Regions from separate parts of the Homo sapiens genome. Here region 2 is linked to region 1. Evidence: chromatin loops called from intact Hi-C (ENCODE). Cell type or tissue: endothelial cell of umbilical vein. All regions are shown on one strand. Region 1 overlaps PDE3A (phosphodiesterase 3A). Region 2 has its middle 12 kb from the start of SLCO1B3.

The links. Peaks named below come from ENCODE experiments on the same cell type or tissue, not always from the same donor. Only the 100,000 strongest peaks of a DNase experiment are listed, where the experiment ranks them.
Region 2: it touches region 1 in a loop (22-fold over the local background); 4 of 110 quality-filtered maps call a loop at or near these places.

What each region holds. Positions count from the first base shown.
Region 1 is chr12:20,461,048-20,469,047 of GRCh38, forward strand. All of the region lies in intron 1 of PDE3A (phosphodiesterase 3A), which reads left to right. Among named protein-coding and RNA genes, the nearest start is that of PDE3A-AS1, 95 kb to the left of the region's middle. In endothelial cell of umbilical vein, a CTCF peak has its summit at 3,085 (motif pointing right); a DNase peak (open chromatin) is centred at 3,064.
Region 2 is chr12:20,794,870-20,802,869 of GRCh38, forward strand. No RefSeq gene overlaps it. Among named protein-coding and RNA genes, the nearest start is that of SLCO1B3, 12 kb to the right of the region's middle. In endothelial cell of umbilical vein, no CTCF peak of the experiment used is centred here; a DNase peak (open chromatin) is centred at 3,892.

The sequences.
Region 1 (8,000 bases):
ACGAGATATGCTGGTATATAATATTAAGTGTTTTGCTAAATTATTTGCCTTTCATTTCTACTCTAATGTTACTGATTAAGATAAGGGGAGCAGATCTCACCTTGGAGCTAGGATGCTTTCATGTCCCTCCAACCCTCACTGATTATCTTTGTAACAGAGAGCAGGCCTCAGGCTAGGAGTGTTTGTCAGAAAAAAAAAAAAAAAAAAAAGAGGATCTTGTGAGAATTGAAAGAGATAGCATTGTCTTTCCTTGACTTTAGTTTTATGGCCACTTTGTACTTATATAAAGTATTACTGAGTTTCCATTTAAGTAGTGACATAAAGTTTTAAAAAATAAATCCAATTGGAAACAAAATTTTATTTATAGAAGACTAAGTGTACAATATTATGGGTGGCTGGTCCATAACATGGTAGAATCACCAAGGTAATTGCTACATGAATAATTGAAATTTTGGAAGCAGTAATATATATAGCACATTTGCTTCTATCTTTTTCTTCTTTAATTTTACATAAAGATATAAAACAGAACTATAGGCTTATCTAGAAAAATTAGATAAACATAATCATTCATCTACTTCTTTCTCTAGGTAATGTATATTAAGCTTTGGGCCCAACCCAGTAACTAAATGGGATGATGGTGATGACGATTATTATTGATTATTGTTTTCTTAAAAGCCGTGATTCCTATTAAAATACTCTTGTAGCAAATTGTAATGAATTTTTCCCAGTTGGTTTACCAAGTGCGTAAGAATCAGATATCAGTAAAAATGTCAAAGTATACATTTATAATAGCCTATCTTTTCCCCAGAATGGCTTATTATTATCTCTCTGCAGTGTATCAGAATATAAATAGTATTAGAAGGTTTTAAAAATATCAATTAGAATGGGAATGAAAGGAATACTGAAGGAAGGAAAAGAGATGAAGTGACGAAGCACTTCTTTTGGCCACTTTCCTGCTGCATGTCTCACTTTGGGTGCTACTTAGATGTAGATAGAGTTGGCACCACCAAACAGGGTTATTACTAATCTTGGATCTCACATATAACTTTTAATTTTAGGTTGAAAATATGAGAAAAGTGTTCTTCTCATTGACAAGTAATTAGCCCCAGAATTTCCAAATCAATTTTGAATATCAGGAAGATTAAAAATTGAACTACTAGAGGCCAGGCGCGGTGGCTTATGCCTGTAATCCCAGCACTTTGGGAGGCTAAGATGGGCAGATCACTTGAGGTCAGGAGTTCGAGACCAGCCTGGCCAACATGGCAAAACTGTGCCTCTACTAAAAATATGAAAATCAGCTGGGCCTGGTGGCTTGCACCTCTAGTCCCAGCTACTCAGAAGGCTGAGGCAGGAGAATCGCTTGAACCTGGGAGGCAGAGATTTCAGTGAGCTGAGATTGTGCCACTGAACTCCAGCCTGGTCAACGAGCAAGACTTCATCTAAAACAACAACAACAAAAATCGAATTTTTTTTTGGTTGTTTGTGAAGATTAGGGTCAGTAATAGACCCCTTTTAATAATTGTATTTTTCTCCTCAGAGTGGCCGTATAGATAATTCTGATTTGTTTGCTCTATTTTAAATTTTAGTTTGATTTTTTGGATTTTAAAAAATGTTATTTTCAATGTCTGAAGTTTTTTTATTCTTCATTTACTCTAAACATTTACTTCAAGCTTTCATGCAATTTGGTATTCATTTGTTAAAAACGTCTTGTAAAATATCAACATACTTTAAGAAAGTAAAAGCTATACTTTTTTTTTTTATGAGTCAGCATCTCACTCTGTCATCTAGGCTGGGGTGCAGTGCAGGATCATGGCTCACTGTAGCCTTGACCTTCCAGGCTCAAGGGATCCTCCTACTTCGGCCTCCTGAGTATACCACCATGCCAGGCTAATTTTTAATTTTTTTGTAGAGATAGGGTCTCCCTGTGTTGCCTAGGCTGGTCTCAAACTCCTGGCCTCAAACAATCCTCTTGTCTTGGCCCCCGCAAAGTGCTGGGATTACAGGCATGAACCACTGCACCTGGCAAATCTATACTCTTGATTATGCCCATGATAAATTATCTCAGTTATAGGACATCATCTGTGTCAATCTAAAGAGAGGAATAAGAAGAGTAGCTATTGCCACCAATGAGACTTTTTGAGAATAAACATGAAAATAACTTACAGATATTTTTAAGTTCCAGGTATCAAAATTGTTATAGTATGAAAAGCAATAGAGTAGTTGTCAGAAAACTTTCAACTCATCAGTGACAGAGCTGGAGATAAATATGTGCTGTCTGTACATCTCCACTTCTTTATAAAATGAAAATAATTATCTTTTCCTTTGCTACCTCACTGTGTTTTTTGCAATATTAAGTATATAGATAAGTAATTTGTATGTATTTTTAAAACTCAACATAATTATGTTATACTTGTTATTTATTGCTCAAATCTTAATGCTATATACCTAATATCTAAGCATGTTGTGATTTATTCCTAGATGAAGAATCATCTAAGCCTATGGTAAATATATCAAAAGGTATTATTTTGCTTATATCATAGCAAACAATCTCTAGAGCTACAAGGATGTATAGCTGCAAATAGAAAATATATTTTCTGAAAGATTAGTGAATCTGCTCTTGTTGTTTTCATATTTCTTTCAGTAGTCTCTCAATATATTTTTAAATATTACATTTTCTACTTACAAAAGTAGTATGTACCTGCTGAGGAAAATGCAGAAAAACATTAAGAAGGGGACAAAACATACTTAATCCCACTTCCCAGGCTGGGGAACTGTTTATATTTTGGCATAGTTCCTTTGTTTTGTGTCTGTGTGTTTGTGTGTATATGTATTGTATATGCGTGTGTAATTCTTGTTTTAGACTTTTCTATTTTACAAAACGAAGACCATATGGTATAAAGAATGTGGACACCCTTTATAGATGGATTTTCCACTTAATTTATTTCTTTATCTGAAAAGCAGAACCTTTAATATTCATTACCACTTAGTTTAGGTTGTTAATGATAATGTTTACTAATGATACTGTTAGGCTCACAGTTCATTTTATGTTGTAATCATTATTCTGCACTTGCCACTAGATGGCTCTGTTCTCAGAGTGACTATTTTTCCAAAAGAAAAAGTGCCCTGTATCATTGAAATGATGGGAAATGTTATTGCCCTTATTAACATTATATGGAATGCACACAAATATAATTGCATAATAATTCAACAGAGTATGCCTGTGATAATTTAAATGGTATTTCAATAGATCCACAAATTTAATATATCCCCTTCAAAATGAGGGTTATATTTACTTAGAAAGCAATATATTCACTTAACAAGGTTCACTGTCACTTAGTAAATCAATATTGGAATTATTTTTTCAGCTCTCGCTTTTTATATCAATAACTTTGATATTGAGTAAGTTGTTTTTTCCCATTGCTTGGCTAATTGTTATCATAATTATCTTTTCTGTACTTCAGTATGATGACTGTCCTTCTGTAGGCCCAAGAAATATACTCTATATAAGTAAGATTTTCTTCTGGATGGCTATTACGGTAAGATGTTTTACCGTGAGCTGAATCATGATTACTCTCAAAGCCAATCTGGTTTCAGGTGGGTCCTAAGCCCATGCTAATTTCTATGGCCAGGATTGTACACTATGCAAATTTTCATTTTCCTTGAAGAGTGAGTGCAGGACTATAAATTGCTGACGTGGGATTGAATAAAATGAGACACATGGATACAGACATTAGTTTCTCATGTGCAAAGAAGTTGTGGTCTTTGTTTATACAGGGCTTTCTAGACATACCCAGCTATTTACCATCCAATCATATTTTATAGAGAGAAAAACAGATATTTTAGGATAAACATTCTCACCACATGATGAACTGATAACATGGCACACTCTATTTATACCCCTAGCAAATCTCAGTATTATGAATTAAGAAGCAGTTACATATGAGAATATGAAATTCTAAAAATGAAATTAGAAGTTTAGCCGTTGTGCATAACTCCTGTGTTTTAAGGTTCATCATACCCCATTTTTATTTTCAATTTTTAAAAAATATTTAGTTACATATAGTTCATTAAATTCCAGGTCTAAGTTCATCAAATCTTCCTTTCTGAGGATAAAAGTCGATGAAGTTGGAGGTTGCTTAACAATTTCTTCTCTTTAATAGCATGTCATAGTTTTCATTTTTGCAGAATATGTATTCCAAGAATAGAGTAGCCCTTATATTGGTTCATATTACGTTGTTGGATTACACACGCTCATTCACAGCTCTGATGGTAAAATTTTCTACCAACTCCCCAAGCTAAGTACTTACGTGTGTTAGAATGTTAATTCTCTAGGTAATTTTTAAAAATTTATTTATTTTATTTTATTTATTTGTTTATTTTTTTGAGACAGTCTCACTCTGTCACCCAGGCTGGAGTGCTGTGGCACGATCTTGGCTCACTGCAACCTTTGCCTGCCAGGTTCAAGCAATTCTCCTGCCTCAGCCTCCCGAGTAGCGGGACTACAGGTGCGCGCCACTGTGCCTGGCTAATTTCTTGTGTGTTTAGTAGAGATGGGGTTTCACCATGCTGGCCAGGCTGATCTGGAACTCCTGACCCCGTAATCTGCCCGCCTCAGCCTCCCAAAGTACTGGGATTACAGGCAGGAGCCACCGTGCCCAGCCAGTACTTTTATTTTAAAAATTTAAAATGGTAGCATGTCCTAAATAAAATAGGAAATATAAAAGTTGAAAGTCCTGGAGATGGATGAAATAGGGAAAGAAGGTAGGACAAACAGTTCCTACTTCTTAGAACTTGAGAGACTATATCTAAAAGAATATTCCAGAACAGGGAAGTGTTATAAATAATACCAACTTGTGCCAAAAAATATTACTCATCTTAGATCTCCCTTTTGGGGATTTTGGATCAATAAGAAACCACGTTTCAATGGAAGTGGTGCAGAGCCCGTTGCCTAGTGTGAAGAGCCAATGAACTAAGTCAGCAGGTTAAAACCTGACCCCCTGGCCCATTTATTTTTCTGTCTTTGCACTCTTGAAAAGCATGTTCCCTAGAGATCTATCCAAATAGTCACTGGAGTCCTGAGGCCCCACCCTTTGTCCAGTACACTGAACCGTGTTATGCAACATGGAAATTGTTCCCATTCCAATGCCTGACAGCCAGACTCTTGGAAGACAAGCAAAGAAACAGGATGCTTCTACGGAGCACAAACACTTAGCACTGACAGCTACAATCTGTGAATGAAACTATTTTTTATATGAGCAAATAATTTTTTAAAAATCCAAATATTATGAAGCATATAAACAAAGGTTCTAATAATTAAGAGTTCTTGCTGAATGCAAAGCAACAATTCTCCTGTGTTTCAAGGAGGAGAGGAAGAAGTGAATGAGATACACAGATGCCATTCAGTAGACCATCTAACAGGGTGCGCTGAGTTGTATTTAAGTGATTATAATGTGATATAATGAGTGGTCATGAGTAATACTTCGAATGTGAATGCTTTTTAAAATTTTCAGTGTACTTTTAAAGAAATTATTTAAAAGTTAAATTATGACTAGTGTATTATTTTTAAGTGTCTCATATAAAAGGCAATTTTGTCTCTGTGTGTTTCTGGCTCTGTTTTTCAGTAGTTGCTGTTCTAGAGAAATCTAATGTGAATATAAAAATCACTTAATCTATTAATAAGTATGACTATATAATTGTGGCTTTGTGTGTGATAGACGAAGTTTGAATTTTAGGATAAGTGTTTTCTTTTCTTTCTTCTTAGCCATCACCGCCTGTCCCAGTTACTAAAGGTACCTCTCTTTTCCTCTCATCAATTTTTTGTTTGAAAGATAAATGAGATCTTCAGTGTGTGCTTAAGTCATTTTATAGTTATGAGTGCAAAAAATAAATTGCCATTTGAACTCCAGAGTTGAATTCAAATTTTTCAGAAATAAGCACATATTTTATTTGTTTTTTGAGACTTCTTTGTTTTTCTCATTGTTGGGTGGGTAGCCTTTTTTATATATGCCTTCCAAAGCTTCTTTCCTGATTGTTGAATTACTTATATGTTAGTTTAATAGGTACATTAATTTTTTCTATCTAATTGGGAGTGAAAGAAGACTGCTGTTAAACATGAGTTCTTAGTTATTGGTTGTTTTCATCTTTTAAAATTTTCTGATTTGAGGAGAGGCAGATAGACTTGGTTAAAATGATGGATTATAAATATGTGAAATGTCTGAATGAGATCCTTTAACAAAGAAAATAAAAGGAATGATGATGCTTTTTTTTTGTTTGTATATCTAGGAATCTTTATTTCTGAAATGATTTATATTAATAAAGATAGTGTAGGAATGACTTTCTATATTCCTGCCTAGTATTCTTTCTGTTAATTTATACTCTAGATGTTGTCACAGGAAATGACTTATAAAAATGTATTTATTATGCTTGCTTATATAAAGGAGGATTTTTAAAGTCTTTATTTTATTCTTGTATGTGATACACTATTAAAAACATTGAAATATACATCTGCCGTTATCTTTTACTAGATTTTGAACTTCTTCCACATTTTAAAGATATCTACTTTATTCTGAATATTTGAAGTATTTAGACAGTAAAGAGTTGGTCAATGGGCCGGGCACGGTGGCTCCTGCCTGTAATCCCAGCATTTTGGGAGGCCAAGGTGGGTGGATCACGAGGTCAAGAGATTGAGACCATCCTGGCTAACATGGTGAAACCCCATCTCTACTAAAAATACAAAAAGTAGCTGGGCATGGTGGCACGCGCCTATAATCCCAGCTACTCAGGAGGCTGAGGCAGAAGAATCACTTGAACCCGGGAGGCGGAGGTTGCAGTGAGCTGAGATTGGGCCACTGCACTCCAGCCTGGCGACAGAGCGAGACTCCTTCTCAAAAAAAAAAAAAAAAAAAAAAAAAAAAAAAAAAAAAAAAAAAAAAAGAGTTGCTTAATGGATGAGAACGTTTCTTGAAACACTTATAAAATTAATAGCACATTTTCTTTTTGTAGCCAGCTTTGTGATTTTGTCCCATATGTTTAAACAAATTAAATAGCATTGTTTAGGTTTTAAAATAGCAACATTGTTCTATTAGGATTGATTTTGATACATAAATTCATTATGACATTTATTTTTCCATTTGCAATTGATTTCTGAGTCTTCCCTTTCATACCCTGAGCTGTCTCAGAATCATGCTTTCTTTCTTTTTAATAACATTTTGCATGTTATACATTTTACATTTGTATGTGTTGCTTCTTATCATTAGTCTTTTGTCTTAAAATTAGAATGGCCAATGATTATGGTCTGTACTTGCCTGTGATCTTGAGCAAGTTATTTAACCTCTCTGAATCTCATTCTGTAATCTGTGAAATTGGCCCAATAATGAGGGATCTATAAGACTGATTGTAAACATTAAATTAAATGATAAGGATACATGTCTGGCATGGCATTAGAAATGTAGTAAATTCTTGCTAATCATGGTTATATAAACATGCCAGAGATGATTCAAATTACACTGACAGCAAGGGCTGCCTGGTCTTTCAGGTTACACTGTGCTTCCCCTTCTATACACAGCTTCCCTGTAGCTCCCCTCTATACGCAGCTCCAAGCATGCCAGACCTAAGATAATTATTTCACTGTGGTTATTGTGACTTTTAACCTAACTTCTGTTGAGAGAAATTAAAAACAAGTCCTTAAGAATTGTTTGTTCACTGGATGTTAGTAGTGGGTTGGCAAGCACTGTAATTGGGTTTTGTAGGACTTCTCTACACAAAGGGTGGAAGAGCCACTAAGCATCCTCTCAAAGTTTCAAATATATTTTCTGGCAGGAGTTATTTTGTTAAATAATTCTAGAGGAGAGTTTACTAAGTAGCTTATTTTGCAAACTGTGAGGCTGCCACTCAGTCACTAAGTGTATCATTAATGTGGTCTAATTATCTGAGCCCTCACAATTCCACACTGCACTGGAGGAGAAGTCCAAAGCCTTGAAGCTCACTGCCTCTTCTCTCAT
Region 2 (8,000 bases), 330 kb after region 1:
TTTTCTCCATTTTCCAGTCACATGATCTGATCTTCATTACTGTATGAGACCTTACTAGAATGGCATTTCATGTTCATACTTCTATCAAAATTTTGTTTATGATTATATGTAGGCTTTCTCTTCAGCTCTCCTCTTTTCTTTTTGAGCCCTCACCATAATTGCTGTTACTGTCCAAATTACTACCAACAGTCACTTCATGGTAATCTCATCTTTTTCTAGTGCCACTTCAAAATTTTCTAGGCTCTACTCTTTACCCAATTCCAAAGCCACTTCCACATTTTTAGGTATTTGTTGCAGCATCACGCCACTCTATGGCAACAAACTATGTACTAAAGTATTCAGGCTGCTATTACAAGATACTGAATACTGAATGGCTTAAACAACAGAAATTTATTTCTCATATTCTGCAGGCTAAGAAGTCCAAGGTGAAGGTGCCAGCTGATTCAATTCCTGGTAAGTGCCCTCTTCTTAGCTTGGAGACAGCTACCTTCTCCCTGAGTTGTTACATGGCCTTTTTGTTGTGATCACTTGGAGAGAGAGAGAGAGAGAGAGAGGAAGAGAGAGAGAGCACTTCCTTTCTCTACTTATAAGGCCACCAGTTCTTTCAGGTAAGGGCACACTCTTATGAGCTCATTTAATCTTAATTATTTTCTAAAGACCCTGTCTCAAATTACAGTCACTTTAGGATGAGGGCTTCAACATATGAATTTGGAGAAATGCAATTCACTACATAGCACCTCCTTCTGAAGAAGGCCCTGAAGAGGATGACCAGAAACATTGGTCTCAATAATAATTTAAAATAATCACAATACAAGGGGCCAGCATTATTTTTTGGTTGATATATCCTTTATGATAAAATTTACCTTTTAAAGGTATACAATTCAGTGGTGTTTTTAATGTATTCACAGAATTGTATACCCATCACCACTAACTCATTTTAGAATATTTTCATCACTCCTAAAACAAACTCAGCGCCTATTAACAGCCATTTCTTTCTCTCCTTCTCCCAGCCCATGGCAACCACAAATCTAATTTTCATCTCTATAAATTTGAGTATTCTGGATTTTCATACAAAAGCTATTATCAAGTATGTGATCTTTTGTGACCAGCATTGTTTTAAATGCTTTAAATAGTTCACTTATTTAATCTTCAAAATAATCATATATATATATATATATATATATTTTTTTTTTTTTTTTTTTTTTTGGAGACAGAGTCTCGCTCTGTCACCCAGGCTGGAGTGCAGTGGCACGATCTCGGCTCACTGCAACCTCCACCTCCCGGATTTAAGCAATTCTCCTCCCTCAACCTCCCGAATAGCTGGGACTACAGGCGCATGCCACCACGCCCAGCTACTTTTTTGTATTTTTAGTAGAGATGGGGTTTCACCGTGTTAGCCAGGATGGTCTCGACCTCCTGACCTCGTGATCTGCCCATCTTGGCCTCCCAAAGTGCTGGGATTACAGGCGTGAGCCACTGCACCCAGCCTCTTATTTCATATTTTATTATTACTATTAAACAGATAGAAAAACTGAGACATGGTTTAGTGAGTTGATCAAGTCACACAGTTCGTAAGTGAAAGACCTGGGATGTAAGCCCAGACCATCTGTATTCAGAGTCTGTGATCTGAACCACAACACAACTTCTTCCTCATCTAAGGAGATTCATCAAATTTTGTCTCCAGGGTGACCAAGAATGGGCAGAAAAGCAACCAGAGTCTCCAGGAAAATAGAATATCTATGGTTGAGTGAACAATATTATTATAATACCCTAGTGTAGAGAAGAATCTCAATCTGAAGTGACAGTGAACAAAACATATTCAATTTCTTGGAAGAAAATGGGCTAAACAGAACTATGGTCAATGGTCTAGATGACTAGGAAAAGTTCCGGAATAAAGCGCTATTAAAAATAAAACTGGATTTTGTTTAAGATAGCAAATATATTAGGTCTCTAAGAAGGAAATAACAAAATGGGATTAAATGTGCATGAGACCATTGGTCAATTATGCTCATGTAGTTAGAGTTGTGTGAGGTACATTCTCAAGGACACCAAGACCAAAAGAAAGCATGGTAACTTAGAATAATAATAATCATAACAAAAGGAAAGAGTTAAGAATACTTTTTAATGGTGGAAATACCAGCTCTTGGTTGGGTAGGTCCCTGGAGCCCACCTTATTGACTTGAATCCTGTACTATAACAACAGTAATCACACACTCTAATCTCATAAGAGTGTGTATAAAATATTCAGGGGGTCTTGATTCAATATTTCACTATTGACAGTCTCTGAAAGAGATAGGAGTGTGGGAGCTAGTGGAGGAAGAGAGATGATTAGGGACAAAGAAGGCAGTTACCATCTGTATTATTTTCCTATTGCTGCTGCTGTAGGAGTATCACAAACTTGGTGGCTTAAAATAACACAAATGTATTGTCTTACCCTTATGGAGGCTGTAAGTCTGAAATCCTTTGTACTGAGCTAAAGTCAAGGTTTTAGCAGGGTTGGTTCCTTCTGGATGATCTGGGAGGAGAATCTGTCTCCTGGTTTTTTTCCAGCTTCTAGTGGCTTCCTGTATTCCTTGACGTGTTCCCTTTCTCCATTTTCAAAGTGCATTGCACAGATTGGAGCTATAACCTGTGGATGTTAAAAAAAAATTGAATGATAAAATAGAAGTCTGTGTGGCCTCTGTATAGCAGATTGGAGCTATAACCTATGGATGTTAACAAAATGTTGAATGATAAAATAGAAGTTTGCCCAACCAGATAATCCAGGATAATCTCCCCATGTTAAGATTCTTAGCTTAATCACATCTGCAAAGTTACTTTTGCCATATAAATTAATATCCACAGGTTCCAGGGATTGGAACATGGGTATTTTTAAGGGTCATTATTCAGCCTACCATACCACCAATCTTCACTGCTCTTCACCTTTCTTTTATATGTTGCCTAATTTTTATTTTTCTTTTTTTAGACAGAGTCTTGCTCTGTCACCGAGGCTGGAGCGCATTGGCACATCTCGGCTCACTGAAACCTCTGCCTTCTGAGTTCAAGAGATTATCCTGCCTCAGCCTCCCTTTCTAGTAGCTGGGACTACAGCCACGCACCACCACACCTGGCTAATTTTTGTATTTTCAGTAGAGATGGGTTTTCACCATATTGGCCAGGCTGGTCTCAAACTCCTGACCTCAAGTGATCTGCCAGCCCCAGCCTCCTAAAGTGCTGTGATTATAAATGTGAGCCACAACACACGGCATAATTTTTAAGGGAATATTCTGATATATCAAATCCTGGGAACAAAGGCCATGCATACTTCTAGTTTGTCATTCAACATTTTATTCACCAAATATTTAATAGGTATGCCCCAGGTATCCAGAATTTTGTTAGCCTTTGAAGCAAACCTCATAGATATATTCTTACCCTCATGGAGCTCACAGGTTATGTCATCCTTTTTACTCAATTAAGTATGTCATCCTGCTCACTACCTTTTCTGCTAGTATGAATTTATCCTTTCTATTCCAGTCTTCTCTTCCTAACTCTAAGACAAATAGGACCAATATTTGGGGAGGACGAGACAATAACAGCATTCATTTTAACAAGGAACCTTTGTAACACAATTTGTTAGCATTAAACACCTACTAAGATGATGATTTAAAGTTTATTTATTAGGCTTATGTCCCCTAACCTGAGTTGCCTGGGAAAATATTGCAATAGCCCAGGCATGAGTTAAATTTGTTTAGGCAACTAATCTCCTTTGAGTAGGGATTAGTGGTTGCATAAATATATCCCCAAGAAACAGCTGATTCCTGATTGCTGAAAAGTGAAAGTTTTATTTGCTGCAAGTGCTAAATGACTTAGCATACTCAGAAGTGCGAACTGCTTAGACTATCCATCTCTATAGATAGGAGTCTGCTTCCACCTACTGGCTGGAGAATCTCACAATTATCAATACTATACAGGTAATTATGTGAATCTTCATATTTGTTTCTGATTTGTAGGCATAATGTCAACTCTTTTCCATGTAAGCCTTCTCCTTTACTCCAAAACCTACCACATCTCTGTATGTATAGCCTCTGGGATCAGTGATAAAACTAGCCAGAATGTTGTGTTATAAAAAATATTAAGAAGCTACAGATATTCAAGGTATCTGAGAGGACATCAGAAGGCTTAACAAAGTTCATAGCACACAGAATACATGGATAGAGGCCTGAGGAAAATGGGCAGGGTGATCCAAGAACGTATGGTCACAACTGGAATTTCACAAGACACTTGATTATCAGGAGTTGAGGACAGGAGTATGCTGTTGTCCAAAGAAAACCTAGGTAATAGTGCCTGGTCTTGGTTATTTCATGTGGAAGCAGATGATTTCCTAATTCTCTAGGAAAGTTGAAATTTCCAGAAAAGAACTATTTTTTTTGCTGCATATTGAGCAAATATCTTAAAACTGAGCATTAATTTGGATTTCTATTAGAGAAAACCAACGTCATGCTGGTGCTATTCAAGGGATACACATGTTCTTGCCATTTGAGTATAACAAAAAGTATTCTGAGTTTGTGCCCTAGAGAAGTAGTAAGAGATGAGTGATGAAAACTCTGTATCATATGAAATATATTAGAGAACTCTATCACTGATTCTAGCATGAATGTGGTCTATAATCAAATAAATGCAAAATAAAACAATAGTAGATTCCATTTTGCAACCAATTTTTCAAGTGCCCTAGAGAAGTAGAAAGAGATGAGTGATGAAAACTCTGTGTCATATGAAATATACTAGAGAACTCTATCACTGGTTCTAGCATGAATGTGGTCTATAATCAAATAAATGCAAAATAAAACAATAGTAGATTCTATTTTGCAACTAATTTTTCAAGATAGAAAAATATATGACTAGTAGATATGAATTAAGAGGTGCCATTTGTATAAAAAACTATTATTGATAAAATCTTTCTGGAATGCAATTTGAAAAGCAAATTTTAAAAAATTGTATGCTCTTTGAATCAGTAATTTTGGTTTTAAGACAGTTTACTGTAGAAGTAATCCCAGATGTATTGAAGTAATTGCATAAAAGATACTCATGATGGTATTGTATATAATTTGAAAAAGACTGTTATAACAGCTACACTGTATTGAATGATCATAATGTTTTTGACATTGTGCTTGGTGACTGACCCTGAAAGGAGGACATGAAGGAGAGAGAAAACAAAAGACAGGAAAGAAATAATATGAGAGAAAGAAATAATAGAGCATTGCCTAGTCCCTCTATTTCCTAACAGCGTAGTGACTTGGTATTTCAGAACTTGAAAAAATGTAGGTGAAAGGTGAAAGACTTAGAAATGGTTTAAGTGAAATTTTGTGGGATCCTCAGGGAAGAAAATGCTCTACCACCTCAGCCATGGTGAAATTGATAGCCGGAAGTTATGCTGTGCTACATGGTAGTCACTAGCTACAAGTGGCTATTTAAATCTAAACTAAATAAAAAATGAAACTAAAAATTGAGTTTCTTGGTCACACTAGACATATTTGAAGTGCTTAATAGCTACATGAAACTAGTTGCTACTGCATTTAAGAATACACTGATATTACATTTTCATCATCTCTGAAAGTGCTATGCCCAGCACTGCTCTAAAGACACAATAGAGACAGCCTTGAGTAGAATTACTATGCCTTGTTGCTCAATGGAAAAATTTTACTCCTCTATTTTACTTCAATCAACCTATCCTGTAGACACTTTTTGGTATTTGTCATCACTCGAAACTACTCCAAAATAATACATTTAGATTTCTGCTTTCCTTCATCTTATTTTCAGTTAATCTTAGTATGCTCTTCCTTCTAATTCATGGGACCTCCAGTCTATTGAGCCCTTCATTCTCTTTCTATTCATTAAGATATTCATATTCAATAAACATATAATGAAGTATGATGATTCTGTAGTAGTTTTTGGTAGATACCCTTTATCACATTAAGAAAGTTTTTTTTTTTTAATTTGGGGTACATGTAATAATTTAATATATTCATTTGATTTGTACAGGTAAAATCAGTATAATTAGAATATGCATCACCTTAAATACTTTTCTTTATGCTAGAATAGTCTCTTCTATTTTGAAATATAAAACAGATTATTGTAGATTATAGTCACTCTACAGATCTATCAAACACAAGGCCTTATTTCTTCTATCAAAGTATACATTTCTACCCATTAACCAACCTCTCTTTATCTCCTACTTCCCCATACACTTCCTAGAAGTTCTTTTCTATTTATAGTATGCAATTGTTTTCATCATGAGTAGTTAAATTTTATCAAATATTCTTTGTACAACTTTTGAGATAATGTAAGTATAAGGTTTTCCCATTATTCTGCTGATACAGTGAATTATATTGATTTTTAAATGTTAATTCTTTCATTCACCATTTTAAAAAGCAAGTGAACAAAAACTTAACCACAAAACTGAAAGAAAGAGTACTTTCTTAATCTGAATGTACAAAACCCTATAGCTAGCATCATACTTCATTATGGAAGACTGAAAACTTTTTCCCTTAAGTTTGGGAACAAGGCAAGGAAGTCTGCTCTCATCACTTCTATTTTGAGATATGGTAGTCTGGAGATGGCACTGGTGGTTCTGGACAGTACAGCAAGTCAAGGAGTAAAACATATCCAAATTACAAAGAAAGAAGGGCAACTCTTTTTATACAACGTGATAATCTACCTTAAAAGTAGATTAAAAGTAGAAATACTTACAGGATCTGATTCCAAGACTTATTATCACGCCACAGTAATGAAAATAGAATAATATTGACATAAAATTGAACATAGTAGTAAATGGAACAGAATAGAGAGTCTGGGACAAGATCAAAACATTTATGTTTAATGGATTTTTACAAAAATACCAAGTCAAGTTTAACAAATGATGCTGAAAAAATTGGATGGCAATAGACAAAATAAAAAACCTTGGCCCTTACCTTATGTCTTCTACCAAAATTAACTCAAAATGGAGCATAAATGTAATAAGTAAAATATAAAACCTCTAAAACAACATGGGAAAATCATATTCACTTTCATTTTGGCAGTGCAAACCCTATCTGAAAACTCTCTTACATAGAATACAAAAGGGAAACTGTAAAGATAAAATTTATAAGTTGGACTTACTCAAAATTTTAAACATTTGCTTTTGAAAATATTTGCAAACATATATTCAACAAACATCTTGTTTGAAGACATATAAAAAACACAGCTCAATAATAAGACAAACATACCGATTAAAACTGGGCAAAACTGGCCAGGTGCGGTGGCTCTCGCCGGTAATCCCAGCACTTTGGGAGGCCAAGGCGGGCAGATCACGAGGTCTGGAGGTCAAGTCCATCCTGGCTAACACAGTGAAACCCTGTCTCTACTAAAAATACAAAAAATTAGCCGGGTGTGGTAGTGGGCACCTGTAGTCTCAGCTACTCGGGAGGCTGAGGTAGGAAAATGGTGTGAACCCGGGAGGTGGAGCTTGCAGTGAGCGGAGATCATGCCACTTCACTCCAGCCTGGGTGAGAGCGAGACTCCATCTCAAAAACAAACTAAAAAAAAAAATACTAATCGGCATTGAAGGGAATAAGTATCATATCTACGACAATATGGTTGAACCTGAAAGTAATTAAGTTGAGTCAAGTAGAAAGGAGTACCTATTGTTTGACGTATCTTAATATAAAATTCTTTAAAATGTAAATTAATCTATAGCGACAAAAGCAGTTCAGTGATAGGGTCTGAGGTGGGCAGTGGTAGGAAGGGACAGAAGAAAACTTCTGGGATGACCATTATCTTCAGTATCTTTGTTTCATGGCTGAATGCATATGTCAAAATTCATTTAATGATATACATTATGTATGTGCATTTTACTGCATATAAATTGTTCTTCCATGAAATTGTTAATTTTTTTCTAAAACTTTATCTGTACTTGCATATCCTTTGGAAAGCCTTCTCATTTCTGTGAGAGAATGCATGTCTCACATTGAAGACCACATGGCTAA